Regions from separate parts of the Mus musculus genome. Here region 2 is linked to region 1. The links are chromatin loops, found by intact Hi-C in ENCODE. Cell type or tissue: heart. All regions are shown on one strand. Each heading gives the region's core, and the rest is flanking DNA. Links, peaks and the distances in the headings are about the cores only.

The links. Peaks named below come from ENCODE experiments on the same cell type or tissue, not always from the same donor. Only the 100,000 strongest peaks of a DNase experiment are listed, where the experiment ranks them.
Region 2: it touches region 1 in a loop (2.7-fold over the local background); 1 of 42 quality-filtered maps calls a loop at or near these places.

The regions. Positions count from the first base shown.
Region 1 is chr19:5,909,911-5,915,278 of GRCm38, reverse strand. Dpf2 (D4, zinc and double PHD fingers family 2) reads left to right here and starts at 2,408. Exons shown (of 11, transcript NM_011262.5): 1 at 2,408-2,538. The coding sequence starts at 2,507. It overlaps Gm42067 (predicted gene, 42067), which reads right to left and starts at 2,325. Exons shown (of 2, transcript NR_168272.1): 1 at 2,207-2,325; 2 at 448-742. In heart, for the core only: CTCF peaks have their summits at 2,402 and 4,895; a DNase peak (open chromatin) is centred at 2,388; H3K4me3 peaks cover 3,497 bases; H3K27ac peaks cover 2,000 bases.
Region 2 is chr19:6,058,212-6,063,579 of GRCm38, reverse strand. It overlaps Fau (Finkel-Biskis-Reilly murine sarcoma virus (FBR-MuSV) ubiquitously expressed (fox derived)), which reads right to left. Exons shown (of 5, transcript NM_007990.4): 2 at 5,255-5,337; 3 at 5,008-5,152; 4 at 4,381-4,436; 5 at 4,056-4,231. The coding sequence starts at 5,329. The coding sequence ends at 4,106. Znhit2 (zinc finger, HIT domain containing 2) reads right to left here and starts at 2,373. Exons shown (of 1, transcript NM_013859.2): 1 at 1,112-2,373. The coding sequence starts at 2,353. The coding sequence ends at 1,154. It overlaps Tm7sf2 (transmembrane 7 superfamily member 2), which reads left to right. Exons shown (of 10, transcript NM_028454.2): 8 at 1-53; 9 at 134-256; 10 at 507-759. The coding sequence ends at 667. In heart, for the core only: a CTCF peak has its summit at 2,244; DNase peaks (open chromatin) are centred at 299, 1,409, 2,399 and 4,389; H3K4me3 peaks cover 3,419 bases; H3K27ac peaks cover 2,464 bases.

The DNA.
Region 1 (5,368 bases), core at 219-5,218:
TCTGCCAGGGCCTGCAGCTGACATTCCATGCTGTTGGTAGCCAGGTATAAGATTTGGGTGGGTCTGTAGTGGTTTGAATATGGTTGGCGCAGAGAGTGGCCTTGTTGGAGGAGGTATGTCACTGTGGGGGTAGGCTTTGAGAGATCTTCCTCCTAGCTACCTGGAAGTCAGTCTTTTCCTGTTTGTCTTCTGAATAAGATGTAGAACTCTCAGCTCCTCCTGGATGCTGGATGTCTACCTGGATGCTGCCAAGCTTCCTGCTATGGTGATAGACTGAACCTCTGAAACTGTAAGCCAGTCCCAATTAAATATTGTAATTATAAGAGTTGCCTTAGTCATGGTGTCTAACTAAGATAGCGTCCCATTGAGCCAGGGTGTCTATAGTGGTCAAAAGAGAATGTTGGATCTTGGAGTTGGATTTATACAGAGCCGCTGTGTAGTGTGAGCTTAGGTTTTTCAAAACTGACTTTATTTGGGGTTCTTAACCCTCCCTTTTAGCCCACCAACCAGAGGTAGGGAAAAAGCAAGGTTAAAGGCAAAGGGAGTTGTGGACCTGATTAGAAGTACTTGCTTTGGGCGATTCCACTCTTCCGTGTCAGGATATAAGCAGCCCAGTTCAATAGCAAACACCAAACATGAATCTGTAGCAGTAGCACAATCCAGCAGGAACAGCCAGGCTCTGCTGAAGCGGCCAGAGTCAGCCAGGATACCACGAGACGTTGTTTGGCGAGTGAGTTTCTCCCTATGAAGTGAAGACCAGCGAAGCATTGATGGTATAGCCATGCAAGAACTCCCTCTCATTGTTCGTGGGGTTCCAGTTATATTCTTTCTAAACATCACACACTCTCTCAGGTATCTGTTTTCGGCAAAATATTACATGTCCTCTCACAAGACAGCTTCCAGAAAAACATCACATGATGTGACTAAGTTGTTAAGGAAACCAGAAGTTTCCACTTGAGTGGAGGCTCTGGGAACTTTTGCTGTTTGTTGCTATTGTCCCTCAGGTTTTCTATGTAGCCCCAGTGGCTTGGAGCTTGTGTAGCCTGCATGGGCCTTGAACTTGTGGCAATCCTCCTACCTCCTAAAGAAAAAAAGACAATCTATGCATACATATACATATACACATATATATCAGGTCCAACATGGACAGAGAGTAGATCGCTTCTAAATCCATTGAAACCGAGGTTTGGTGACTTTGTTAGGAGTTATTTCAAAAGGCCTGGTGGGAACAAAAGCACTCAGTAAGCAGAAGAGAGCCTAGGAAAACAGGGCAGTACAGAATACGAATGAAAATCTGCTTAGAAAGAGTGAAAAGAAATGGGCTGAGATGCAGTGCCAATGGGCTTAAGGGAGTCCTGTTGGTTTCTTCTTCTTCTTGTTTTGTTTTTGTTTTTGCTTTTGTTTTTTTGAGACAGTGCTTCTCTGTGTAGCCCTGGCTGTCCTGGAACTCACTTTGTAGACCAGGCTGGCCTTAAACTCAGAAATCCTCCTGTCTCTGCCTCCCAAGTGCTGGGATTAAAGGTGTGTGCCCCTACCGCCCGGCTGGTTTCTTCTTTAAGGGGAAACATGTTTGTTCATGGATTTGCATAACTCGATACTGAAGGAGAAATAAATAGTATAGAACTAAGAGGGCTAGTCACACCAGTGAAAACTTTCAATGTGGAGAATGGCTTGGTAATAGCAATCAAGGGCTTGTGGGATGACACAGCAGATACGGACTCTGGGCACCACGCCTGACAACCTGACCACCATCCCCCAGGTACAAAGTAGAATGAAAGAACTCACATCCCCAAGCTGCTCTCTCACTCTTACACATATGCTATGGCACATGCACGCACACAAAGACAGACATACAGAGCAAAGGAATGGAGAGAGAGGGAGAGGGGAGAGGGAGAGAGAGGGAGAGGAAGAGGGAGAGAGAGGCAAGCAAGAGAGAAGAGGTGGGTGCCAGTGAAGTTCAAGGACCGGGTTTACTGGCAGGAATTGTCCGAATGAGAGTCAGGCCCAAGAACAGCCCATTTTGGGCACTCACTTTCCATTCTCTAAAATGGGCTGACTGGGAACAGAGGTACCTAAAGGACTGGGACTCTGACCTTTCACTACCTACCCACCAATCTCTCCCTGTGTGTCAACCTCGTGGCTAACGGCCAGCCAGGCAGGACACTGTTTGCAACTTCTAGCCTATCCGCGTGGCCTTTTCACTTACCTTTCTCACTTTCCAACCGAGCCAGATCTCCTAGCTGAGGCGTCACTAAATGGAGGGGAGACGGATCTCTAGAATGAGCTGCAGAGGGCATGTAAGTTTTCCAATCGCGCCTGCGCACTGGGATCCTAGGCTCCTTCAGGACAGGTCGTTCTCGAGCGCTCGCTCTCGTGGGCCTGTGCGTGCGCGCACCCCCTAGCTGCGCCTGCGCAGAGGGTCGAGGACCCTGTGTCCTGAGAAGGCTTAGCGCCTGCGCGTTGTAGGTTTCGGGGCCTCCCGGCCTGAGGGAGAGGAACAGGGAAGATGGCGGCTGTGGTGGAGAATGTAGTGAAGCTGTGAGTGGTCTTTTTTGTTTGTTTGTCTCTTTTTTCTTTTTTAATCTCTCATGTACCAGAAATCTTGTAAAGGACCTGGGAGTAGAGAGGGAGGTGCGGGAAGAGACAAGGTAGAGAGAAGGACATGCCCGGGAAGTCCTTGCTGTGCGACTGCTGGGAGGGAGGGCAACAGGAGACTCGGGAGACGGCGCTGGGCTTCTTTTGGAAACTTGTGGAGGACTGGAGGGGGGCACACCGGAGCCCCCGACGGGTGTCCTCCTCGCGGGCCGAGCCCCGAGCGGAGCTGCGGGCTGCGAAGGAGAGGCTCACGGTCCCTGGCCCCTCTCTGGAGACGCGTCAGTCCCGCCAAGCCGAGGCCGGCGGCACTAGGAGATCGGGGTCCCCTCCCCGCCCACCGCCGTCCCTGGGGCCATAGGCTCCGCCGTCCCTGCGGAGTCCTAAGACTTAAGCAGCCTGGTGACGTTAACCGGGAAATCCGGGGTCCACGAAACTAAAAATGTTCTTGGGAAGAACTGGTCCAAGAGCAGAACTTCGGGGAGTGGGGAACTAGACCGGAGCCAGATGGCCTTCCAGTCCGCAGGAGCCCTGAGGTGGGCGTTCTCTGTCCCCCAGATGCCATTGTGCGGGTCAGATTTCCAGTGGAGCTGAAATAAACGGTTGTTGGGCGACACCGGGAACGGGGACTGGCCTGCTAGTCGCTTCCCCTCAGTTGGAGATGTTTGGATGAGGCTCTTCCTTCCTTCTTGAAGAAGAATCAGAGTTTTGGAACGGGGTGCCCATTGGATTTAAGAATGGCCTTCTCTTCCCTTAATGGCCATGTTAGACGTGATGTAAGGATAGAGAAATTGAAGTGTTTCAGCTGTCCAATCAAAGCTTTTGGATTCTGGATGACAAAGTAAAGGTTTTGGAACCATTCTGGAGGACTTTTCGCAGCTTTATCTGTCTTTGTCGTGGGCTGAGCCCCAATCGTCCCAAGAGGCTTTTAAAAAATTTTTTTTAAGGTTAAGTTGCTTCTTCCCTGCTGCTTGCAGCCCCTTTCTTTGAAAATGCTTTTCCACTTCCATTAAGCTAAGTGCCTTCTCTTGTGGCTTTTTTTTTTTTTTTAATCTCGCTTTTGGCTTCATCCTGCTGCCTATTTCAACCACCCCTCCTCCCAACGCTATTATCTCTGTGATCTGCCCACTCCGGATCCCCGGCTCTCTTCAGGCTGACATTTCCCTCAATTTAGAAATGAGGCTGTTAATTTACCAATTTTATAGTTCTCCTTCTGGACTCAGAAGTTAAGTCTTTATTACCCTGCCTTTCTCTTTGTTGGACCCCCCTTATTCCCCTGGAAGGGGAGTTGTCCTGTGCCCCCTCCCCACCCCCCAGGTTTCCTGTGAAAGGAGGAGTCACAGCTTTTACCCTGAAAATCTTACTGTCTAAAAGAATATGCTTGCCTAGGTTTTCAGAATTAGATGTCAATGGAGTTCTTCATGTTGAAAGATGGTCTGGCAGAAAATGGAGTTGCCAACCCATTGGTGTAGTATTTTAAGTGTTGGGTGCCCATTTAAATAGAGCATTGCTCTTCATGCCTCTTTAACTCACTGGTTCCTGAGTATCAGTGGGGCACTAACTTGCTTCTCCTCAGCTGTAGTGCAGAAGACTGGAAGCTCCTAACATGTTCCCCGGGGAACTTTCCCTTTACAGGGAAGGCTTTGATTCTCACACCATTCTCACTCTGGAAAGATGCCTTTCTGATGCCTTTTTAAAAAAAATAGTATGCTTCTGTCTTCTGTCAGCTGCCATCACTCACTGAGGGAAAGACCACTAGCTCATCTTTTTCATTTTTTGCCGTGTGAGAAGACTTTCTGTCTTAATTTTCTGTTTTTCTCAATTACAACGTCATGGTTGAAATAGTCTTTATAGTGGTCTTATTAGAGTAAATACTAGTGTTAAAATAACCATGGCTGCCAGCTAGTTTTTAAAACTTTCTAGAGTTATATAAGGCTATCCATAGAATAACAGAAGCTTGGAATTTTTTGCTACAGAGTCTTGAATTTGTGTGCACTCTCCTCTTTTGCTCTCTTCACACGCACACATGCACACACTCATGCAGTCTTATCCGGCCATCTTTCCTACTAGAGCACCTGCTTGGCCTTCTAGAATCTTACCTGGCCTGCAGGGGCCCCGACTGGACGTTCCAGTCATCCCTCCAGGCCTCCCTCAGGCTCCGCACTCTGACTTTGCAGTCTTCAGCCCCACAGGGCTGGTCCTTTCTTCCGTTTGACTTCCAGTGTCAGTATCAATTCCCATCAGCAGAAACAAAGGAGCTGCTGCAGTCAGCCTTGTTTATCCAATTTTCCTGTGTGGTAAGGACGTGGCTGCCTCCTAAAGGCGAGCCAGTGTGAGCCTGCTCTCTTCTGTGCTGTGCTCTCCAGCACATTTATCCCTTAATTATAGTTATTCCTGCTCACTGAACCCACTCAGGCTGTACTTGTAGTGTTGCTGTGTGTGCTGTGTTTGCTGGGAACAAACTAAGCTGTGCAGTGGTCTCTTGTGACTGCTCAGTGAAAGTCCCCATCAGAGTCTACATTAGGGCTTGTTGATACAGCTTTAGTAATAGCATTAGACACTGAGACCTTACTCCTTCCTGCTTTTCATGCATTCTTATCCCTATTCTCTTCATCAGAATCCTGGTAGGTCAGAGCTCATCTAGTCTAACTGCTCCAATCTATGGGAGAGGAATGGAGGTTCATACAGGTTACTTAGTTACATGGCTGTGTCCATGTGGTGGTTAGAGCCAAGCCAGGCTTTTCACTCCCAAATCCACCCTGATGCGATCTAGACA
Region 2 (5,368 bases), core at 112-5,111, 150 kb before region 1:
CAACTCCCAGAAAAACACATTCAGGAAGAATCCTTCTGACCCCAGCGTGGCTGGTAAGCTGGGTCTCTTAGAGGTTATGGGTGAGATGAACCAGGAAGGCTCTGTGGTTCCGTTTCATTAGCTGTATTTCTAGGTCTTGAGACCATCCCGACTGCCACGGGGAGGCAGCTGCTGGTGTCTGGGTGGTGGGGTATGGTTCGACACCCCAACTACCTGGGAGATCTCATCATGGCTCTGGCATGGTCTTTGCCCTGTGGTGAGTGGGTTTTGGAGTAGGTCGGTGTGCCTGGTGGGAGGACTGACTAATCAGTTAATGGAGGTGGACACAAAACCTATGACCCGACACCCTGTGTGCCATCAGCTGTGAAAGCTTTTATATGAAATGGGTGCTAGTGCCTGATCATGCAGCCCCTTCCCACCAGGGCTATCCCATGGGTCCCTTCCCTCCAGGGCTATCCCATGGGTCCCTTCCCTCCAGGGCTATCCCATGGGTCCCTTCCCTCCAGGGCTATCCCATCTGCTGCCCTACTTCTACGTCCTCTACTTCACTGCACTGCTGGTGCACCGCGAGGCCAGAGATGAGCAGCAGTGCCTCCAAAAGTATGGCCGTGCCTGGCAGGAGTACTGCAAGCGTGTGCCTTACCGAATCATACCCTATGTCTACTGAAGCAGGTCCACCTAAGAGGTTGAAAGCAAGAGGAAGCCACTGCTTCCAGAAGGAAAGTATTTTTCCCTGTTGAATAAATGTTTTCAACCTTTCCTGTGTTTTTCTTCTATCCTGGGGCCAGTGACTTGAGGCTTGGGGGTGACTAGTTGACTAAGGAAAGCTTAGAAGTGGTTTGTGGGTCCAAAAGTCTGACGAGGAGAGACAACTGGGCACCTCAGGCCTGGGGGATGTGATGTAGTTCAGTTATAGAGTGCTTGTGTAGCACACAGGACGCCTCGGCTATTCAGCACTGTGTACATTAGCAAGGTGGTTAACCCCTGTAACCTCTCACTGTCCAGGTGGGTGACAGATCAAAGTTCCAGGGTCATCCTCAACTACACAGTAACTTCAAGAGAAGCCTAGGACAGGGCACTATCTTTACGGAAAAGGCACTGCTGACATTCGGGCAGACCAGACACATCTTTATTAATGACATGGATACCCAGTTCAGCCAGGGAGTTCCTCAATGAGAGTCCTTGGAGTGGGTGGCACTGGGCCTCCCCAAAGCCGTTCTAACTCTCCAGTAAGCGTTGCCATCTCCTCAGCTGTCACAGCATGGGCTCGGTGGGCTCTGGCACAGTCTAGCGCCAGGGGTGTGAGGGCAGCCTCGTTTTCGTTGGTCCAAGCCAGCAGGAACTGGCACTTCTTCCGAGCCCGGTAAAGTCGATCTCGCTCTCCACCAATCACAGCCTGCTTCCGGGCTCGTCCCAGGGTCTGAGCTAGGTGCCCCAGTGCTGTCAGAGTGTAGCCTTTCTGATTGACTGGACCCTCGCCCAGCAGGATTCGGGCAACTTCTTGCATAGCACCCCGCGTACCCAGGGGCCCAGGTGGGTGCTCGCCCGCTTCCAGTACGTGGGCTGCGGCCTGCAGGGCTTCCTCTGTAGAGCCAAAGACTTGCTGGGCTCCCAGGGCCCCAGAAACATCGAGCAGGGTGGCACAGAAGTCAGAGAGTAGCGCGTCGTCGTCCCCTCCATGATACAGGGCGAGAGTATGAGCGTAGGCGAACAGCACGTTGGGCAGCTGGAAGCGCACCAGCGGCGATGCCGGGCTGCGGCTCAGACTGGCCAGTGCTGGGATGCGAGCAGGCAATGCTAGCGGTCTGGCGGCACAGGAGTCTTCAGCAAATGGCTCTGCGGCAGCGGCATCATCCCCAGATTGCAGCGCGGTCCTCGCAGGGGCGGGCTCCGGCTCCGCAAGATCTCTGTTCGCGGCATGATCCAGCTCCTCCAGCAAACGTGGGCCGGTGCCGCGGCCCCACCACCAGGGCCGCCACGGAGGCAGAAGGCGTCCGGCTTCGCCACGGCTCAGCAGCCGCTCGAACGCCGCCTTCTCAGCCGGCGTTAAACGTTCCCAAAGTCCAGAAAGGCCGCCCGGCCGCGCCCCGGGCCCGAGGCCTGCTTCCTCGGGCTCATCCTCGGCCTCGCGTTGTTCGCGCAGCCGGCGTAACGCGCCCGCCAGACGGCTGGGCGAAGCGCTTCGGCCACGGAGCTCTCGCAGCACTTGGTCGCGGTAAAAGTCTTCGGCGCAGGCGCCGTGCGCCCGGTAGCAGCGCAGCGAGCAGTAGGGAGCATTGCAGCGCGGGCAGGTGTAGCGCGCAGGCAGCGCTTCCCCGGCCGGGCAGAAGCCGCAGAGCCCAGCGGGCTCCATGGAAACTGGTGCCGCCTGTCCCGTATCAGCTCCGCCACTTCCGGCGCTTCTTTGGTTATTTCCGCCTTTATGTGTGGGGGTGGTTGGCGGGCGTGGCCTCCTTTCCGCACATTTCCGAAACTTCTCGGTAACTTTCGTGTCTCCAGTACTTCTTTGAGCAAGCGCAGAAGTCGTCCAAACTCTTCCAAAGGAACAGGTTTGCTCGCCGAATTTGGGAAAATCATGTCGCTAATCCCAGTTTGTTCTTTATGGTTGTACCAAATTGTACAAAAATAAACTACCTTTTAAATAACAAAACTAACCACCACCACCACCAAACAACACACCAGGGTCTTAGCAGGGCGTAGTGGCATACGCTTTTAATCCCAGCGTTGGCAAAGGTAGTCTGATTTCTGTGAGTTCCTGTAGTCAGTGCTTTCCAGGATACAGCTACATAGTCATGCTCTATCTTGAAAAAAGAAAAGGCCAACAAAATAATAACAACAGGCCGGACAGTGGTGGCGCACGCCTTTAATCCCAGCACTTGGGAGGCTGAGGCAGGCGGATTTTTGAGTTACGAGGCCAGCCTGGTCTACAGAGTGAGTTCCAGGACAGCCAGGGCTACACAGAGAAACCCTGTCTCGAAAAAATATTATTGATAATAATAACAGACAAAAATAAATGAATAAACCCGACATGTTTAACAAATCTGGAGCTCAAAATACGTAACACGTAAGCATATCAAATTGAGGCCAGCCTGGGCCTATGTGAGACCCTGAATCAAACAAACAAACAAACAAAAAACAACAAAACGATAACGAGGGGCTGGAAAGATGGCTTAGCAGTTAAGAGCACTGACTACTTCCAGAGGTCCTGAGTTCAAATCCCAGTAACCACATGGTGGCTCACAACCATCCATAATGAGATCTGATGCCCTCTTCTGAGGTGTCTGAAGTCAGCTACAGTGTACTTACATATAATAAATAAATCTCTTTTAAAAACCAACAATGTGGGCTGGTGAGATGGCTCAGTGGGTAAGAGCACCCGATTGCTCTTCCAAAGGTCCCGAGTTCAAATCCCAGAAACCACATGGTGGCTCACAACCATCTGTAATGAGATCTGACTCCTTCTGGAGTGTCTGAGGACAGCTACAGTGTACTTACATATAATAAATAAATAAATCTTAAAAAACAAACAAAAAAAAAAAAACAATGTTTTCCCTCAAGTTGTGTTGAAATTTAGTTTGTATTGTTAAGCATTATGAGGTCTATAGAGGGGTAGATGGGTGATCTGCCTTAGTGGATCATCTATAGGGCATGCCTGTAACAAAAACACTAGTGCCGTCATAATGGAAAGTGAACCAACACAAACCCAAAAGCTGTCTGGCAGAGCCCATAGAATCTGTACCTTTCCAATACCACTTGTCACATTTCTGTATTTCGGCTCAGCTATCCTTTCAGTAAACACATCCTCTGTGATCTTCTAAGGATTCCTTGTTTTTTTGTTTTGTTTTTCAAGACAGGGCTTCTCTGTGTAGCCCTGGCTGTCCTGGAACTCACTTTGTAGACCAGGCTGGCCTCCAACTCATAAATCCACCTGCCTCAGCCTCCCAAGTGCTGGGATTAAAGGCGTGCCCCACCACTGCCCCCCCCCTTTTTTTCCTACTTGAGACCAAGGCACTTTGCTAGCCTCTAGTCACAGCCTTACAAATGAAGAAAACATAAGAAGTCTGGACACAGTGGCTTTATTAGCATGGCAGGGTGGCAATAGGACTTAGGAATTGGCATTGGGGCCCTTCTTCTTCCCAAAGGTGGGCACAACATTGACAAAGCGCCGGTTGTACTGCATTCGCCTCTTGGCCCGGCCTGTCTTCTTCTTCTTCTTTTCCTGTTTGGCCACCTGAGGAAAGGAAGGACTGATCAGACCCTGGGTGACCTCTCCCATGCCTGCCCACCAGCTTCTCTCCATAAGAGAACACAGACGGGAAATCCAAAGGCCTTCACTTGGCTGTGATAGAAAGAAACAAAGTCCAAACACCAATCACTCACCTTGGGAGTCTGACCTCTCACTTTTCCAGCCCGAGCCAGGGAACCGTGAACTTTACCTGTGTTAGGGGTGGGGAAAGGGATCAGGTTAAGTAGCAAGGTCACGCCCAGAGCAACTCTTCCTCCCTCAACTCTTGAGCTTTTTAATGACAAGTTGGGCCCAACAAAGAATGAAAGTTGCACAGGCTTAGAGACAGGGTCACAACATAGCTGTCCACGTCTTGTCTTCCACTTCAAGTCACAACCAGTTTGTGCAGTGCTGAGAGCTGACAGATACTAAGGCAAGGACTCTAAAAACCAATCCATACTCTTAGCTAACATTCTACACACAGAGCAAAGACAGGAGGAGCACACTGAGAACCTAATAACAAGACTTTAATTATTATTACTTTCCTTTTGCTTTTTTCCTAGACAGAGCTCCTCTGTGTAGCCCTGGTTGGCCTGGAATTCACAGTGATCCGATTGCGTCACTGCCTCCCTACCACCAGGTTTTAGTGGGGATACTGAAAACCAGACTTAACTATCACTACGATCTAAAGTCCCTAGAAGGCACAAGTATACTATCAGAGAAAGGACCTATCACATGGTTTACCTACAGACATTCCATTAGCTCTGAAAAAAAGCACTCACCTCCCAGCATGCGGCCTGCTACTTCCAGAGTGGTCAGGGCCTCTACGCCACACTGGCCTAGGGTGGCCTCATCCTCCAGCGGCGAGCCTGCCAGAAGCACGACTTGATCTTCGGGGGCAATGCCTTCCAGGGAGGCCACATGATCCTTAAGGAAAAAAAGGAGCAATGTTTATAAGTAGACAAACTTTCCCCGTGGGCCTGGAGGTAAAGGAGTGCAGTTAGGAATCAGGGATCAGTACATACTTACTTTGATCTGGGCGACCGTCTCCTGGCCGGTCACCTCGAGGGTGTGTAGTTCCTGGGCGCGGACAAAGAGCTGCATGTTGGCTACTGAAGGAAGAAAGGCTTGTGAGTGATGATA